2 separate regions of the Homo sapiens genome follow, and region 2 is linked to region 1. The links are chromatin loops, found by intact Hi-C in ENCODE. Cell type or tissue: endothelial cell of umbilical vein. All regions are shown on one strand. Links, peaks and the distances in the headings refer to the core of each region. The heading gives the core; the rest is flanking DNA.

Evidence for each region. Hi-C counts contacts between places; a loop is a spot of excess contacts. Peaks named below come from ENCODE experiments on the same cell type or tissue, not always from the same donor. Only the 100,000 strongest peaks of a DNase experiment are listed, where the experiment ranks them.
Region 2: a loop joins it to region 1, with 8 times the contacts of the local background. A loop is called at or near these places in 4 of 110 quality-filtered maps.

What each region holds. Positions count from the first base shown.
Region 1 is chr11:43,571,443-43,580,891 of GRCh38, forward strand. LOC124902807 (potassium/sodium hyperpolarization-activated cyclic nucleotide-gated channel 4-like) reads right to left here. Exons shown (of 3, transcript XM_047428006.1): 2 at 7,932-8,568. It also overlaps a transcript of HSD17B12 not described here. Among named protein-coding and RNA genes, the nearest start is that of MIR129-2, 5.2 kb to the right of the region's middle. RefSeq lists enhancers at 3,913-4,655, 9,237-9,449 and silencers at 5,577-5,871, 7,767-7,816, 7,917-8,176. In endothelial cell of umbilical vein, for the core only: CTCF peaks have their summits at 1,997 (motif pointing left) and 5,775 (motif pointing right); a DNase peak (open chromatin) is centred at 7,829; H3K4me3 peaks cover 883 bases; H3K27me3 peaks cover 6,909 bases.
Region 2 is chr11:43,306,111-43,315,884 of GRCh38, forward strand. It overlaps API5 (apoptosis inhibitor 5), which reads left to right and starts at 5,886. Exons shown (of 14, transcript NM_001142930.2): 1 at 5,886-6,086. The coding sequence starts at 6,018. RefSeq lists an enhancer at 5,639-6,414. In endothelial cell of umbilical vein, for the core only: a CTCF peak has its summit at 5,806 (motif pointing right); DNase peaks (open chromatin) are centred at 5,811 and 6,411; H3K4me3 peaks cover 1,816 bases; H3K27ac peaks cover 1,386 bases.

The DNA of each region.
Region 1 (9,449 bases), core at 1,450-9,449:
GAAACCAACTCTAGGTATTCCTGAGTGACTCTCTAGGTTCTCATTCTCTCCAATGTGCCTTTTATCAGCAAGGCATGGGAAAACCTATCATCTGGTTCTCCAAGGTGTCCAGCAGTTAGAATGGCTGAGAGGAGGGCATTTGAGTTTGCCCATCGATAATGGGGTTGTGCGAAAAGCAGATATTGTCTCAACTGTTCTGAAGTTGAACAATGTTACTTTCAGGTGAATAGACTGTTGAGACTATTTTGAGTTGTTGATGGCAACCAAAAAAAAAGGGGGAAGGGGTGGAATTACAGTCACTTTCCTCCAGCATCCAGTGGTCCTTAAAACTTTCACCCTCAAATCTCCAAATATGCTGGCTTCTAAGAAGTGCTTTCCAAGACCGAATATACTTCTTGATCAGGGTAAGTGATGAAAATGTGTATTTAACAAGGGGAGGGGATCTTGAAATAGCCTGAATTATGCATGCTGTGGCCTATCTACCCCCACCGTGCTAATGGCTCAGCCTATAAAGTTTTCAGAATCAGAAAAATAATCAGAGATGCTAGTTTCTGAAGGAGCGACGGAGGACTAGGATGACTAGCTAACTCAAGGTGCATGTAGACTTTCTGCTGTTCTTACTTTAGGAAAGGTTTCTTGGAAGACTGGACCAGGGAGTTCCTAATTCTTCCCTGGACCATCTCAGGGGCATCCTCGGTGTGAGTGGAAGCATGCTTGGATGCAGCAGCCTGAATGAATGTCAAGTTCACTGCATCTCCACCACAAACTGGTTGGTTTCAGGCAAATCCCTTGAGTTTTGGATGAGGCTAAACCAGCTAGGGCTTTCCTTGAAATAGGATGGAGGGGTCTCTTCTCACAGGCAGAGAGCCTTATTCAGGGGGCATCTATTCGCTAACAGGCTTCTTAGGAGGAATAGATCAGTCTCGTTATTCAGAAAATGTCTGAGAAAGTCCCAGACACCTCCAACTCCACATGTTGGGGGATAGACCTGGAATATTAAAGATCAGAGGTTGGAATCGAGGCAACATGATGGAGTGATGTGGCATGAGTATTGGAGCCATACAGATATGAATTTGATCTGATCCTTAGTTTTGTAACTTCAAGTTCTAAGACTTTTAGACAAGCTGTTTAAACGTTATGGTCTCCATTTCCCTAGCTTTCAAATGGGAAAAATAATAACTGTTTTGGGAGTGATTTCTATGCTCAACAAGCCTAAGGGGTAGGTACCATTATCATAATGACACCTAGAGAATTGCCTTAAGGATTAAATAAAGCTTCTTATGTAAAAGTGTCCGGCACAGTGTCTGGCATATAGTTGAAGCTGAAAAACTATTGGTTTCTTCTCTCTCCCTCTTTTCCTTAGGCCAAAATAGTTCTGCTCCCTGATGAAGACACCTTTAGGAAAAGAGGAATCCTTTTCCTAGACTTCCTCCCTGAGGGACTTCCCTTGGTTGATATCATGGGAGCTGGACTGTTTTTCCTTCTCCAAATCCAGTACATTACCTACTGGCATTTTTCGTGGTGCTTGGGGAGGAGACAGTCGACGCAGGCAGGAGTTTCTGGGCTTCGCTCACCCTGAAAGAGAGGAGACTCAGTTCTTTTCAAGGGCTTCGTGATAAGCAGCCTACTCCCACAAGCCCTCTGGGGGAGCATTGGGGGAACGAGTCCTCCTCATGCTTGGGATGCTCTGGAATGAGCTGGCAATGCAGAAGGCGGTTTTCACCTTGGACAGGTTCCACATCAGTCTATTCATTTGCAGGGTCTTTAGCTTGACTGCTCAGACAGGAATTGGGCACCACAGCCCTTAGTACAGGATGATGAGACAGCTCGGGAAGCCAATTTCACCAGCTCCAGCCCAGACATCCTCCAAAGGACCTGACTGAGGAGTAGGGGAAATGGAGATGCTAGCTATGGAGGTCTAACTTTCTGCAGATGTTTCTGCGGAGCTTCCAAGCCCCTCTCTGTCTTGATTACTGGAGCAAGACAGAAACAAGGCAGAGAGGCGCCCTCTTCTGGGAGGGAGGAGCAAAGACATTGAATCCACCAGGAAGCCGGCGTTACACCAGCATAATTTTGGCTGCTGCCCTTAAAGTTCTGATGTGCATTTCTTCCATTTCCAACGCTACCTTACTTGTTAGGACTAGATTCTGGGTTTGCTTAAAAGTTGTTAAGTGATTTTAAATGAATCTGTCTTGATCTCAACATCAGACACAATAACACTCAGCCACTATATACAGCATAGAAAGCAGTTACATTCTAAAGTGCCCTGCTCTGTATAGTTTCAATAGTCCAAACAGAAACCATGTGGCTTCTGTGAATGTGCCCACACACATGAATTTATGCTTACACATACCTAATTTCATATCTAAAAACATACCTACTCTGTGCCTTTAAAAACATGTTTAGCCTGACATTTTCATTAATCCAAGGAGACTTTATTGAAACACTGCCGGCGTCTCCTGTCCATCTGGCCACATTTGATGACCCCATGTGATAAGTCATCTTCAGTGCAAGAACCAGGGCCGCCTCCCTCTCATTGATATTTCTCCTGACTGCACACCTCCCAACTGCAGCAACATTCTCACATGCATGCATGTATGCAATCGTGAGCTAAAAATAAACAGCTGCTGATGGGCTGCCAGAGGGTGTCCTCCATACACAGCAGACGTCCTCTGTCTCCCTTTAGTAGGCACAGCTAAAGCCACAGACAGGAATTGAGGGTAGTGGATGGGCTAAGCTTAACCCCAAATCTCTCAGGCAAGTTACAAAGAGTAGGAGATCCTGAAAAGGGAGATGACACAGCTGAGGCCCATGATCATTCTCTCCCAGGCCTTGTGCCCCAAATCCAAGTGATAACCTCTGGAAAAGTGTTTACTGGCATCAAAGGAAACCATTGCAGGGAAGGTCGATAATTAGGGTTAAGAAAGAAGATCAGCCATTCCTCCAGCCATGATTGTAAATAGCTCTCTGCTTTCTGGTTTTCCCCCTCTCAGGGCAGAAGTTATCCAAGTGGATCTAGGATATGTGTGCATTTAAGGAGGGTGATTTGTGTGCATGTGGTTTTGTTCAGATCTTCCAATCTGCAAGAATTCTCCCCACCTCCATCACTCATCAATCAAGAAACCCTTTGTCATGCTGAGGTGTGGCATTTCTTCTGCTGAAAACCTCAGATTCAGACACACCCCACACACCCTGAGACACACACATCCACACACACATGCACACCCTTCCTCACCCTTAGGAAGCAAGCTCCATTCAGATTGGTTTAAAAATAGCACTAATCCATTGAGCTCATTTTTCAGGGACATTATTTTAAGCAGAAAAAAGATATCCTGGTCTTTGAGAGGGAGAAAGGGTAAACGTCACCTCGCCTTAAAAAGTCCTGATAATGTCGCTGGAGACTAAGCATTTGCAGTCTTTGTTGAATTTTCTCCTCCTCCTACCATTCAACAAAAGTTATTTATTCCAGAATACCCTGCTATCTGGGTATTTATAGAGGTGAGTTTCCTCTTCGGGTGGAGAGCAGAGGGGAAAGCCGCAGTAGCAAGCCGGACACTCCCCTCTGGGCGCTCCCCACCGCCAGAACTGACGCCTTCGAGGGCGGTGGATTTGTGAATCAGCTCCCCTTTCCCCCACACAGGGGAGCCCCTAAATGGCTGCTGGCCATTTGCAAAGGGTTGTGTGCATGTGTGTATTTAATTGCAGGCTTATTTGTTTCTGCTCTGGGAGTCTGTCCGTCTCTCTGTAACTCGGATCATTGCTCTCTGGGAAGCTGTATAACTGGCTGATTCCGTGGGAGACCAGGCAGGATGCGTGGGCGCAGGAAACAGAAGAGGGAAAAGGAGGGAGAAAAAGAGAGCAGGAGGGAGAGAGCGGGAGCCTTAGAATCTGTTATTTGCGTCACTCGAGGAGCCGGGGCTATCTGCCCGACAAACACACAGAATTAATCCGAGTTACAGCCATAGCTGTCTATGCTACAGTGACCAGATGAGAAAGGGCGGGGAAAGGACGCGCGCGGGAGCGTGTGCACGGCCGAGTTTGCATTGGGCGTCTTGGGAGAGTTTGGGGAGGGGGCTGTCCTGCTGGGCACGCCCCTCGGGGCCCCGCTTGCCCGGTGCAGACTAGGCTGCAGCCTGCTCTGCAGCTGCCCAGCCCAAGCCTGGGGTGGCGCCCGCCTCGGCCGCCTCGCCTGCTCAGTGGCTGCGTGGAACACAAAGCGCTGTCTCCGAGCAGAAGCGTCTTCTCAGCTGAACCAGACCCACCAAAGAGGAGAATCTGCACGTGACGTCAGTAGCTGATGACTGACGCAGGCTGGCAAAGGAGACTCAAGGCGGCTGCTCCGCGCTGCCTTCATGAGTCTATTTTCTCCAGCCCCCTCGTAGTGAATTACTAGAACGCAAAACACACACACAGACACACATATGCAGCTTTCAAAATATACATTTCCAAAGGCGGTGTGTTGCAAACACAACGCGATTTTGCAGAGCGTGGGTGGGAAACGTGGGAAGGGTATGGATGATTTTTTTTTTCCTCATCTGGGAATCTCCATCGTGGATAGCAATCGCTTCTAGAGCTCTCCTGGGAAGCTCCTCTGGGGAAGGGGCTATGCCCCCCCACCCCCTACTTTCCTCAGCATGTAGGGAATCTGATCAATGGAGACATGCAGCTCTAAGAATACAACCACTCCAACGCCTTCTGCTCGGGGAGACTGCGAGGAGCTTGCAACAGGCAGAGACAGATGGGAGTTAACGGGAGGGAGGGAGAATATAAGAAATATTTGGGTATTTTTCTGATTTGAAAAACATTTTCTGCAGTTATGCAAGTGAGTCTGGTGGTGCAGGAAAAAAAAGTGAGGAGGGGGCGTTTAATGCACATTTAATGTTTTGGAAGTAAGGTTCCAGCGAAATGCCTTTGTGTGTGGAGGTTTTTTCAGTACTTGCTAAAAATAGCATCAGGGTTTGATCGTGTTCCAGAAATAAACCGAGGGCTGTACTGGGATAAAAAGCCAGCGCGGGTGGAAGAAAACCTGGACATCACCGCATTCCTCCCCCCACAACTATGTCTGGAAATTAATTGTTGGATTTTTCCTCTCCTCTCTCCTCTTTCCATCCACTTTCTCTTTCCTCCCCCTATGTTTCTCTTTCTCTCTCTTAAGGAGTTCCCGTTTGGGTAAGTAATATTATGTCATGTGCATGCCGCAGACTGTGAGTATGAGCTGACGCTTACTTTGTGCATGCTCCGGGGTTCTTTTTTGGCTGCCTTTTTTGCCCCTTCTAAAGAGGATAGTGGGACTGACTAGGGGGTAAGGGGTGTAGCTGTGTGCGTGTGTATGTGTATAATGAATTTGGGGCTGCATGCAAAGAAACCGAGAGAGGGAATTCTTGCAGAGCCGGGAATCACCCTGACGAATCTCTGAATCAATAGCTGCTGCAACTCTCTCTCGCGTTATGGGTCGGCGCTGTTGAGCTCGGTTTTCTCGATGGCCCCCTCCCCTCCCCATTTTCTCTGTCTTAAAGGATGGCCAGACACGATTTAATGGGCCATATCTCTGAGAGATTAATGGAGACTGTGCAATATAGATCAAAATTGCATGGATGGGGTTGGGTAAAGAGAGGGAAAAATCTCTACTCCTTTGACAAACCTCCCTTTTGGTTCCGGTCCGGGAACTAAGGACGGCGACCCTGGTTCGGGCTGGCCCAAGACTCGGTTGCTGTCCACGGAAGATAGGTGCTGAAAATGCCTTGGTCCTCAGTGAGTTCAGTTCCGTGCGCCAGGGGGCGGGGTTGGCGCCAGCTGCGGTTAGCCCCGCCCTGGATGCAGGAGAGGGATACGGGGACGAGAGGGTTAAGGATGTTCAAAGGGATAGTCGTGACTTCGGTGAGAGCTTTGGGGGGAAGGAGGGGTGAGTGGGAAGGAAAGGAAAAAAGATTTAAAGGAGGGGGAGCGAAGTGTTAGATTCGAGGATGAGCCAAGGCCCGGCGTTTCAGGAATGGAAGGCCAGTGGCTCACCGGCTTTCCCTGCAGAGGCCAGGCACTATCCGGGTCTCCATTCCCAGGATCCCGCACCTTCCCGCCAGTGGGTTTGAAAGATTTCTCCTCGGTGATGGTGACTCAAAATAAGAGCCTATAGGTTGTTTTATTCGGACCCTCGTCCCCTCCCACTTCATGCCCCCCATACCCCCGTATTCTGTAATTCCCGGGAGGTGTGTAAAGTAGTGTGGTGTGGCATTTTTCTTATTATTCCCCCCTTTTCGCATGCTAGTCATAGAAGCCCCAAGTGAGTTGGTGGAATTAGTGAATTAGAAGCCAAAGCACAGGAGTTGCTGGTGCGATGCGCAGAGAATCCAAGCTAGGGAACATCGCGGGGCGCCTTAAAGCCAAAAGCTAAAGGAGTCTAAATCAGCCTGAAGGGAAATTGGGGAGGAGGTGTTCTCTAAGTTGCCAAATGTTATTGGGAATACCATCAGCTCTCTGGGGTTGTGGGCTGGACCCAGACTGAGATTCAGTGCAGTCAGCTCCAGACACTTTGGCCGAATCTGTGGCCAGACAGGTGAGGAGGGAGGAAGATTATCAGAGGCAGAGGGGGAATGAGTATCACGCGCACACAAAGACATTCATGCTGATTAACTCCAGGAGAGGGAGAATAAAAGTACATCCTCAAGCTGGCCCGTGAGGATGGGCTGTAGACTGTGGGAGAAATGAAGCACTCTTGCAGGTCTGCAGTAAGATTTGTGTACGTGCAGGAATATTTTATATGTTTATTAAAAAATATAAACTCGGGACGGTGAGGTAAGTATTAGTGGGGCTAGCCTTCAGGACAGAGAAGAGACCAGGTCTCTCTGCTTCATTCACCCCTTCCCTTCTGTCAACAGCCTCTGGCTTTAGTGACCTGACCCCGATACAGGGTAACAGGGGTGCAGCCCGGGCCGGGGGATGAGAGGGTGGGTGAGTTATGTTTAGCTCAGAAGCCGTCCCTCTCTCGGAAGGTTCCCTGACTGAGACTGAATATTCAACTCATAATAGTAACAAGGGCTTTTACCGATGTGCAGAATAACACAAATAACGCTGCAACCCACACTTTGTCTTGACAATTCAGTTCAAACCAAAGCTGCTCACAGCCTCTCGGCCCACCCCGCGGCCTCCTCGTCATTCACTGGGACCTACTGGTTCCCTTTCCCAAGCCTCGCCCCTCTCAGCCCTGCAAGTTGCGTGGTTGTGTTTACAAATTCTGCCACAATTGCAAAGGAAATAGGGGTGGGGGGAGCGGTCGGGGCGGGAGTGGTGGTAGCGCCAATAAAGCACTTGCAACACGTGGAGCGGTGGTTGGGGGGAGGTGTCCAAGAGTCAAGAAGGGGGCGGAGGGACACCCCATGGCCTCATTTCCACCTCCCCATTCTTCCCCACCCCTTCTCATTGCTTGGCACAATGCACAAGTTTACCCCCCGAACTGGATCCTATTAAATAATTCAATGGTAGCGGTGTAATTTTGGTTGGAACCAGCACGGATTCCCAAGTCGTGACTGCAAAAAGTGAGTAATGCGCGCTGGCTGCGTCATGGCTCTAGTCACAGTTCATTCCGAACTGAGAAGGAATCGTGACTTCGCCTGGAGACGTCCCCTACATGGGAGATGGGGGGCGGGGGGGCACCAAATCAGTGGGGACGGGGGTGGGGGGGAAGACCTATCCAATGAAAACCGCTGCCAGGGGGGCATTTGAACTCCGTCGCTTGCTGTCTCGCTGTCCCCTCTCTGCCCCGCGCACCTCGCTCCCCCTCCCGGCCGGCGCTCGCAGTGGCGCGCCTGCTCGCTCTCCCGCTAAGCGACGAGTCTTCAACAAGTTGGAGGAAGGCAGGAACGCAGGGGTTAAGCTCGGAAAGCCGCAATTACCAAGATCGTGACCCTCCCACACAGTACAGTAACTTATATACTTACCTGGAAGAACCCGCTTTGCCGCCGGGCAAACACCCGTGGGGGGCGGGGAGGGGCCGGAGGGAGCGGGCCGGCAGGAGAGGGGCTGCTTCCAGCTGGCTGCAGTGCGGACGGGACCGGCGCGCTCCCGTGGCCCCCAGACCGAGGTAAGGAGCAGGGAGTCGGCGCCCGGGTCGGCTGGTGGTCGGTCGGCTCACTGGTAGTCGGTCGGCTCACGGGTAGTCTGAGCAGAACTTTTTTTTCCCAGTTGCCCCGCGCCGCGGCGGCGGCGGGCGCAGACCGCGGAGCCCCTCTGGCGCGGCGGGCGCGCAGACGCTCGGAGGGTGTGTGCTTGCGTCTGTCAGTCCCGGAGCCGAGGGGATGCCGTGGGAGGGTGAGTGGGTCGCGGAGCTGCAGGAGGGTGATGGATGGGCGAAGGGGGTGGGTCGACAGGGACTTGAAGACAGTGCCTCCACCGTCGAGAGACGTTTTCTCCGGGCGTGCTGGGCGAGGGTGGGAGTGTGTGTGCGCGCGCGCGCGCCCGCCCGCACGTCGATTCCAGGGTGCCAAAGAACAAATATGGCAACTTTCCCCCCAAGTTCTTGCAATGTTTGCAGTAACCCATCCTGGGTGAGGTTTCCCCCACTGGGGGACTATACTGCTAGGGAGGGAGATAGTCAGGACGTCCCTTAGCCCACACCCTGCTTAGGTACTAATGGGGGGGGGGAGGGGCAGGAGAGGATGTGGGAAGGGTGGCGCTGCACTGCGAAGAAGGGCAACCCCTCAAAGTTTGGATGGATGGGATGGAGGAGGGGGCCGAGCGGGATGGAGGAAGAGGGAGGGAGGAAGAGGGAGGGAGGGAGAGTGAGGGAAGGAGATCTCCTTTCTCCCCATCTCTAGTCTTCCCTCCCCTCCTTTCTTCCTCCCGCAGAAGGTGGAATCTCCCGTCGTTGTGGGGTCAGGCAGTCAATGACGGGTTCGCCCCTTGTTGTTCCCCCTAGCATTCTGCAGAATGGGTAGAGAGTTGGGGGCGGGGGGGTGGGCTGCAGAGTTGAAAGTGCACCTGAGGCGAATGGGCCATTAAACACCCAATACTGAGACGGTTTCGGGGAGGATGCGGAGGGAGGAGCTTCACCTAGTTGAGCATTCAGAACTTTGGGTGGGAAAGGGGGTGTTGAGACATTCTCAATTTTCTAGAAATAGGATGACTAGTGTGGAGTTTGGGTTTATTTTATGTTCATCTTTGTCATTTTTCGTCTGGATCTTCTGGCTTGGGTCCCGTTGGGAGAGGTCGCTCTCTTAAACCTCTCTTTCCCAATACATCGCGCTACCCCCTCACTTGGGCTGGAATGAGGAGGGGGTCCTGAACCGCTTTTTTTGGCAACAACAATATTTTAACATGTTCCAGTCTAGGTTTTGTTGAATAATTAGAAATGGAAATATTTTTTTCTCCCTCCCCCTTCTGAAAAAAAAGGGGGAAATGTGAGCTCTCTTCTGATTGGTGGGTGACGATTTTAGTCCGCACCAATGAGCTGGCGGCCT
Region 2 (9,774 bases), core at 1,155-9,154, 270 kb before region 1:
AGATTTAGGGTATAAAATTGAGACTTCTTATTGATTGAATGTAGTGTGAAAAGGAGGAGGAGAGAATGTTCAGGCTGAGAGGCAAAGCACTTCCACAGCAAAGTGTTGCCTTTTTGGCAAGGCATGGTGGCTCACATCTTTAATCGCAACACTTTGAAAGCCCAAGTTGGTGGCGGGTGTGGAGGCTCATGCCTGTAATCCCAGCACTTTGGGAGTTCGAGATGGGTGGATCACGAGGTCAAGAGATTGAGATCATCCTGGCCAACATGGTGAAACCCCATCTCTACTAAAAATACAAAAATTAGCTGGGCATGATGGCATGCACCTGTAGTCCCAGCTACTCCGGAGGCTAAGGCAGGAGAATTGCTTGAACCTGGAAGGCAGAGGTTGCAGTGAGCTGAGATCGTGCCACTGCACTCCAGGCTGGTGATAGAGTAAGACAAGAAAGAGAGAGAGAGAGAGAGAGAGAGAGAGAGAGAGAGAGAAAGGAAGGAAGGAAGGAAAGAAGGAAGGAAGGAAGGAGAGAGGAAGGAAGGAAAGAGAGAGAGAGAAAGAAGGAAAGAAAGAAAGAAAAGGGAGGGAGGGAAAGAAGGGAGGGAGGGAAAGAAGGGAGGGAGGGAAAGAAGGGAGGGAGGGAAAGAAGGGAGGGAGGGAAAGAAGGGAGGGAGGGAAAGAAAGAAAGAAAGAAAGAAAGAAAGAAAAGAAAGAAAGAAAGAAAAAGAAAGAAAGAAAGAAAGAAAAAGAAAGAAAGAAAGAAAAAGAAAGAAAAGAAGCCAAGTTGGGAGGATGGCTTGAGCCTGGGAGATTGAGGCTGCAGTGAGCCATGACTGCACCACTGCACTCTAGCCTGGGTGACAGAGGGAGACCCTGTCTCAACAACAACAACAACAACAACAACAAAAAAGCATGGGTTTTGGAATTAGGCTGCCAGGACTCAAAACTCATCTCAGTTAAGGAACATGGGACCAGTTAGTTCACGTCTCTGTGTCTGTTTCCTCATTTGTAAAGTGGAAATGATAATATTATCTCCTGGCTCATAGAGTTTTTGAGAATTGATTCACATGAAGTGCTCAGAACTCTGCCATCACTTAATATACGCTGGTTATTATTGGGATGACTCCCAATATCATTACCATCAGCATCGTCATCGATTTTGTCATCATTATGATCATTAGGACCAATTGTAGGCCTTTAGCTTAAATGACCAGCTAGAAATACATAAAAATAGGAAACGATTTAAAGCAAACCCCAGGACTCTTAGAGAAGAAAAAGGAGACCAAGAAGTGTTCACAAGCCTGACTAACGTGGCTAAGTAATAGACTGCATCAGGAAGAGTAGTGTTGAATGAAACCGCGTGGCAACTTAGACAAGCATGAGTTTTTTTCCATTTGTTTGGTTGTTATTGGGTTTTTTGGTTGTTTTGTTTTCTTTCATTTTGTTTTGTTTTGAGACAGAGTCTCACCCTGTTGCCCAGACTGGAGTGCAGTGGCACTATCTCAGCTCACTGCAACCTCCACCTCCCAGGTTCAAGCGATTCTCCTGCAGCTGGGACTACAGGCGCCTGCCACCATGCCCGGCTAATTTTTGTATTTTTAGTAGAGACGGAGTTTCACCATGTTGACCAGGCTGGTTTCAAACTCCTGACCTCAAGTGATCCTCCCACCTCGGCCTCCCAAAGTGTTGGGATTACAGGCGTGAGCCACAGTGCATGGCCCTCAAGGGTCAGTTTTAAAGGAGTTTGTATGAATAGCTATATTTTAGAATATAGAAACACTAGTTGAGTCTTTTTCCTCTTCTTAAATTTGTTTTCAAAAATGGATACATAAAATATATTATGTATATATATATATATATTGGCATACTTATTGTAATGAATTAAAACATTAAGCCAAAGCAAAGGTCCCCCGAGCAAACGCAGCTTTATTTCCTGCCCCGGATTGCTTTTTCTACGTTTAAACATATATGTATCACACATCAAATACCTAACTTGAAGGATGTGATCAAAACACAGTTTTATTGGCTGGGCACAGTGGCTCACGCCTGTAATCCTAGCACTTTGGGAGGCCGAGGCAGGCAGACCACTTGAGCTCGGGAGTTTGAGACCAGCCTGGGCAACATGGTGAAACCCTGTCTCTACTAAAAAGACAAAAATTAGCCAGGTGTGGTGGTGTGTGTCTATAGTCTCAGCTACTTGGGAGGCTGAGGTGGGAGGATGGTTTGAACTCAGGAGGTTGAGGCTGAAGTGAGCTGAGATCACACCACTGCATTCCCGCCTGGGCAATAGAGCCAGACCATGTCTAAAAAATATATATATTAAGCTATAATATATATAAAAATATATAAGATAATAAAAGTATATATGTAGCTATATATGTCTATATATATAAATATACATGTGTATATATATAGCTTTCTTACTGTCTTCCACCACGTCTTTAAAATTTATTCAGGTGGTGTCTTAGTCCATTTATGCTACTACAACAAAATACCTTAGAATGGGTAATCTATAAACAACAGAAACCTATTGCCTCAGTTCTGGAAACTGGGAAGTCCAAGATCAAGGCACCAGCAGGATCTTGCTCTCTCAAGCCTCTTGTATAAGGGCACTAATCTCATTGGTGGGAGCAGAGCCTTCAGGACATAATCATCTCTCAAAGGCCCCACCTTTTAATAGTATCTTGCGGGGTAGGTTTCAATACATGAATCTGGGAAGACCCACTCATTCAGACCATAGCAGGCAGGGTCATCTCATTCCAGCCCTAGAGAGAAATTCTGGCAGACCCAGGCCTTTTCTGCTTCAGAAATTAAAACGTCCATTCCAACATGTGAATCCAAACTTAATTTCCAATCAGATCTTCTTCTATTCTCCAGCTGAGGCCGCTCCCTATCTTGCCTTTCTTCTCTGTATCCTCCACTCAGTTTGGTGGGCAGCTTCTGACCCCTCCTGCGCAAATGCATTGAGAGGGGAACATGAGAAGAAAGGAAGAGGAGAACCTCGGAAAGGTCTGGACAGTGCAATACCACAGGCTCTCTCTGGTCTGATAGAGACCAGGTCTGTCCTGTGGGCCACTCCAAGGGGCCTTTAGAGGCCACTCCCAACGGTGACTCCCGTGAGGTGTTGATGTGCTGCTCGCAGTCACCACTCTCTGCGCCATTGACTCTCGCCATGGGGGCTTTCTTACTCTCAGGCAGAAGGACTCAAAATGAATCCAGAATCTCTTTCTCTTTTATATGGCTCATCTCTGCTATAAGGGAATCACTCCCATCCCCTCGCTCCAGCAAAATCTGGGAACACGGTAGATCCCAACATGGCCACCTCCACTCTGCAGTCACGGGTAACCTGAGCTTATCAGGCGTGTCCAGTCCTTTGTGTTTCTCAACCACCTGGGACCATATTTCAGGCTCCTCAAAATGGCCCCACGCTTGAGGGAAGGGGGTAGAAATTGCCCTCAACCTACTCACAAGACATCTTTCTCAAAAACATAAAAATAAAAAAATCACCAATTCTCATTTTATTCTCTAATTCTTTTTCTTTTTCTCCACAAGAGTCCAAATTGCAATTTTTTTTTTTTTTTTTTTTTTGAGACAGAGTCTTGCTCTGTCACCCAGACTGGAGTGCAGTGGCACAATCTCGGCTCACTACAAGCTCCACCTCCCGGGTTCACGCCATTCTCCTGCCTCAGCCTCCCAAGTAGCTGGGACTACAGGCGCCCACCACCACACCCAGCTAATTTTTTGTATTTTTAGTAGAGACAGGGTTTCACCGTGTTAGCCAGGATGGTCTTGATCTCCTGACCTCGTGATCCGCCCGCCTCAGCCTCCCAAAGTGCTGGGATTACAGGCGTGAGCCACCGCGCCTGGCCTGCAATTTTTTTTAACATTGAATTTTACACTTGATTTCTTATTTTCAGACAGGGGTCGTGCTGTGTTGCCCAGGCTGGACTTGAACTCCTGGGCCCAAGTGGTTCTCCCCGCTTAGCTTCCCAAATAGCTGGGACTGTTGGCTATCACGCTCAGCTCTAATCCTTTTTAGGATGTGAGATTTATCCTCAATCTAACTGAGAAGTACAAGAGCCGGGGAGTTCTTTTGTAATCATTTCCCGTGTATGTTCTGTACAAGTGGATGTGGCTTTGAAATTTACAGTCTATTATAGTTTGATATTTCAATCCTGAAATGTTAACATCCTTTAACATCCTTTTACACATACACACATAACTTTGTTTTGTATGCTTTGTATGTTTTACATAATGGGATCATCTTATACCTGCCTTTTAACTTTTCTTTTTCTTTTTCTTTTTCTTTTTCTTTTAATTTTTTTGAGATAGAGTTTTGCTCTGTGGCCCAGGCTGGATTGCAGTGGCATGATCTGGGCTCACTGCAACCTCTGCCTCCTATGTGCATATAATTCTTCTGCCTCAGCCTCTCATGCAGCTGGGACTACAGGTGCATGCCACCACGCCTGGCTAATTTTTGTATTTTTAGTAGAGACAGGGTTTCACCATGTTGACCAGGCTGATCTTGAACTCCTGACCTCAAGTGATCCACCCAACTCAGCCTTCCAAAGTGCTGAGATTACAGGCGTTAGCCACCGCACACGGCTATATATATATATAATATTATTATATAAATATAATTATCTTAATATATAAATATATATTATTATCTTAATATATATAATATATATTATTATCTTAATATATATAATATATTATTATCTTAATATATATTATTATCTTAATATATAATTATATAATAATATACAATATATAATATATATTATATATATAATTGTATATATAATATAATATATAATATATATTATAATATTAATATCATAATATTATATATGATATATAAATATAATAATATATTAATATATATTAAGATAATAATATTAATATATTAATTATATAATTAATATATTATATATAATATAAGATAATTATAATATATAATTGATAATATTGATATATTAATTAATATTATATCTCAATATATAGATATATTATAATTATATTATATAATTAATGTATTAATTAATATTATTATCTTAATATATATTAATATAATATTATTATATTTATATTATATATTATATATTTATATATTAATATAATATTATTATATTTATATTATATATTATATATTTATATATTAATATATAATGTTATATATTATATAATATATAATATTATATATTAATATATAATATTATATATTATATAATATATAAAATTATTATATATTAATATATAATGTTATATATTATATAATATATAAAATATTATATATTATATCATATTATATATATAATTTCATTTAAACTTGTATCTTAGAAATTCTTATCAGTAAGCGTACGTGATTTCATTTATTTATTATTCTTTTGGATACTGGACATAATCAGGTGGCCCCAATTCTTTACACTGGCAGCAAAGATAAGCAAATTCTTCCAGCAGGCCAAATTTGACCCCGCACTTGATGAGCGTGGTGGACACAGAGGGTTTTTTAATAGCATAGGAATGTTTTTTGCTTCCCACCGGACCCACTAGCCTCTAGTGCCACCGATTAATATTACCTTCCTTGAATCAGGAGGAAACCATTTGTGACTTCTCATATGTAAGATCTTCTAAGGGCAGAAACGCAATTGTCTTTGTATTCACTTCCCCGCCCACCCACACCCCTTCCATGGAGAGCCTGCAGCCAAGCTCAAGCTTTCAAAAAGGCGTGAGCTAATTCAATCATCCTTGCCGCTTTTTTGCTCCTCCAGGCTGTAGAGGGCGACAAAAACCGCGGAGGCGCATTGGGGTGGGGGGTGTCTACTGAAGGCCGCTCCCGACGTGCGCGTCTTTACGTAGACGTCGGGGGCGCAGCCGCGCTGTGCGCGGTGACTGGCGGCTGCACTGGCGGCAGCTGGAGGTGTAATAGTGCGGGTAGTGGGTTTGGAGAAGTTCCGAGGCGGCGGTGGCGCCGGTCAGGACAAGGATAGCGGAACCGGGCCCTGGGCTTGTCGCTCACCATGCCGACAGTAGAGGAGCTTTACCGCAATTATGGCATCCTGGCCGATGCCACGGAGCAAGTGGGCCAGGTGAGTTGAGTCCCCGGGCGGCCTGCAGGGCCTGGCGCTCCGCGGCCTTTCGAAAGCGCTTCCCGCCGCACTCCCCGGGCCGAGCGGGGGCTGCGGCTTCATCCTCCCGGGGCCTCCTAGCCTCCTCAGGCCGTCTCGTCGGGGTGGGCCTCTCTGGGAGTGTAGACTCTGGTTTCACCAGGGAGACCGCGGTCCCCAGGGTTCCAGGCTTCCTTGCCTCCCTTGCCCAGCCTTTTCTCACCGTGGCGTAACCTAACTCAGCCCGTTCAGGCTCACGTTAATTCTTCTCACGGAGCTTTTCTCTACAGGATTCTCTTAAGCCTTTCTCCTTTTCGGTGGAGCTCAGTGCTTCCAAGATTAGATCGGGAGTTTTCTTCATGAGGTCAAGATGTGTTTTTTTTGGGGGGGAGGCAAAATTCTGCTACTAATTGAAGAAGAGTGTTTAGGAGACAGAAGTTTGTGAGAAACAGAAGAGGGACTCTTTGGTCCAGACTTTGATGAGAGCTCACGGTTTCATTTATTCAGTGCATTTTTTTGAGTGCCGAGCGCTGGAGATACAGATGGAAAGGTCCGCGCTCTCCCAGAATGTACAGTTAGGAGGGAGTGTAGTAAGAAAGATAGGCATTGTGAGGCCCGGCTTGGTGGCTCACGCCTGTAATCCGAGCACTTTGGGAGGCCGAGGCGGGCGGATCACGAGGTCAGGAGTTCGAGACCAGCCTGACCCACATGGTGAAACCCTGTCTCTACTAAAAATACAAAAATTAGCCGGGCGTGGTGACACGCGCTTGTAATCCTAGCTACTCAGGAGGCTGAGGTGGGAGGATTGCTTGAACCCGGGAGGCAGAGGTTGCGGTGAGCCGAGATCGCTTCACTGCACTCCAGCCTGGGAGACAAAGCAAGACCCCGTCTCAAAAAAAAAAAAAAAGGTTTTTTTTAAAAATTTATTCTTTTTAATGAAACATGTTTGAAGAAAATAAAACAGGGCTGGGCGAAGGAGAGTGTGAGTGCGCAGCTCTGAATGGAGTTGTCTGGAAGAGCTCTCTTAACGATGCTTGCCCCCGATACACAGTTTCTCAGCAGTGTTGAATTATCCATACAAGTCATTTGTTCCCTGTATGAGTTTTCAAGTACTGGAGTACATTGAACTTGATAAGTGGTTGGGTATGTGTGTTCTTGGGAAAAGAACCAGGCTCTCCTGGAGGTAACCTTGATCATTGTTTTAGAAATCCCACACCATAGCTTTTCAGCGCTTAGAACTTTGTGATTTTTCTGCTTACGCATCCCTTCTTGGAGAAAGTGGAAGATTCTAGTCTATTAACAGTCGTGGGAGTACCTTTCCCGTCCCCTTTTCTTAACATAATTCAAATAGGACTTTTCTGAGCTGAACGAAAAAAAAAAAATTTCATGTTGGAGATTTATTGTAGCTTAATCTAGAATTAAGAATATACCAGTTTGAAATAGCAAATGATTTTTTTTCCTTCATTCCCTGTCAGTAGGGAATTTCACTTTTATCAGTAAGAAATGTATACGGATGTTCTGCTGTACATGTGGATAGAGTGTGTAGGTCGGTTGTGAAGGAGGAATATTCTGTTCATTAAGAAGGTAAAAACTGCCAGGCACGGTGGCTCACGCCTGTAATCCCAATTCTTTAAGGGGCGTGGATGGGCAGATCAGTTGAGATCAGGAGTTCGAGACCAGCCTGGCCAACATGGTGAACCCCCATCTCTACTAAAAATACAAAAATTAGCCAGGCGTGGTGGCATGCGCCTGAAGTCCCAGCTATTTGGGAGGCTGAGGCAGGACAATTGCTTGAACCCGGAGGGTGGAGGTTCCTGTGAGCTGATATCGGGCCACTGCACTCCAGCCTGGGCAACAGAGCAAGACTCCATCTCAAACAAAAAATTAAAAAAAAAAAAAGATACAAACTATGTGTGGTCAATCAGTTTGAATTTGTTGTTCCTAAAAAGAACTAGTAGTGAAGATATTCTCAATCGTATAATTTATCTGTGACTTAGTTGGGTAACTTTGTAGCAAATTGTTCTACCTACGTTAGACTTTGTTGCATATCAGTAGGGGGATAGGGTGAAAGCTACAACAGTGGTTGTGTCAGGAATCCTTCTAAGAAACCTTTGAAACCGTATACATAATGCTGTCCATCCCCTACTCTAATTTTGAGAGTTGCTTGCATTTCCTTCTCATGTCATCTTTATAAAAACCAGATTGAATTGAGAGTTCTCCCCAAGGGGTCAAAATGTCTTTCACAGCAAAAATCTACTCTTTATTTAGTAAGGGTACTTTAGAGACAAGTTTGTGAAAAATGAAAAAGGATACCTTTGTCTACACTTTAATGAGGACTCCATGCTTTATTCCGTACATTTCACCTACCATGTACCACACACCCGGCTGGACACTGAAATTTAACACAATTCTCTGTAGGTTATGGGTGATCAATGCGTTCTGTATTGACAACTGTCAAGCAACTATTTAAACAGTATCTCTGCATAATGAGATGTAGTGGTTAGCTCAGGCAGCTCAAATATTGTGAATTGTAGGAAAACCGAAGATAATGCCTACTAATTCTGCTCTGTTGGGTTATACTTCTCCCCTTTTAGATAAAATGCCTAAAATCACTTACTAAAAAAGACAGTAGGTTTTAGGATATTGCTTGTAATTTTAACTAACAAAGGCAAAAGCCACCTTAGTAGAGAGGACACCATTTCACTTGTTTTTAAGGAGAGAAAACCGTGTTCATGTTCTTGATGTAGCAAAGCCTGATTTTCATGTCAACTTATGAGAGATTTATGATCAGTACTAAGTTTCCTGGCAAATACCTGTCTGGATACTTCTGAGACTGCATTCAAGTTTGTCAGTCTTGACTTCCTTCTAACTTTTACTTTGATTATCAACCTTTACCAGAGAGGTGAGCACTACAGGTGTTCTGATTGCTGCCACTACAGACTATTCCCTCCCCATTATTGTCAATACTCCTTTCAGAGTAGTGCCTTCTAAATATATAAGGGTAAACTTACAAGCCGTCTGAGGTTTTATCGGCTAATTTCCCCAAAGCAGATCAAATCCTCTTTTTGAACCCCTTGGTACGATGTACTTACTAATAATGCTTCAGACTTGTATTTTATTTTATTTATTTCTGTACTTAAATTATAACGTCTCAAGGGTTAAATCCTTTTATGTATTTATTTATTTATTTATTTATTGCTTCTCTTCTTGCACTGTACCTTGCCCTTCAGTAAGCATTTCTTTTTCATAGTTGAAGAAATGTATTGGAAGAAGGAACAGAGAAACCATTTACAAAAGAAAAGAAAAACCATTTACACAGATTATCTCTAATGGATAAAGGGAACTTTATCATACACACACACATACATACATATATGAGCATGTATATTCTAATAAGCAAACTGCAGATGACAAATTCTAAGTGCAGAATTATTTAATACCTCAAATCTTCCAGTCCTATCATCTTCTCATGTAACTGCCATGTTCTGCCTATGCGTTCATCCTGCCTTTCCCCCACTCTGCCTCTGCTACTCCTTCAGGTCTCACTCTTCTCTTGTGTGCTCCTTTACCTTTCTGATCTCCTTTTCCACTGTACTCTGCCCAGGGCTCCTGACTAGCCATAATAGAGCAAGCTGTGGCCCACCATTATTTAAAATTCTGTTTCAAATTA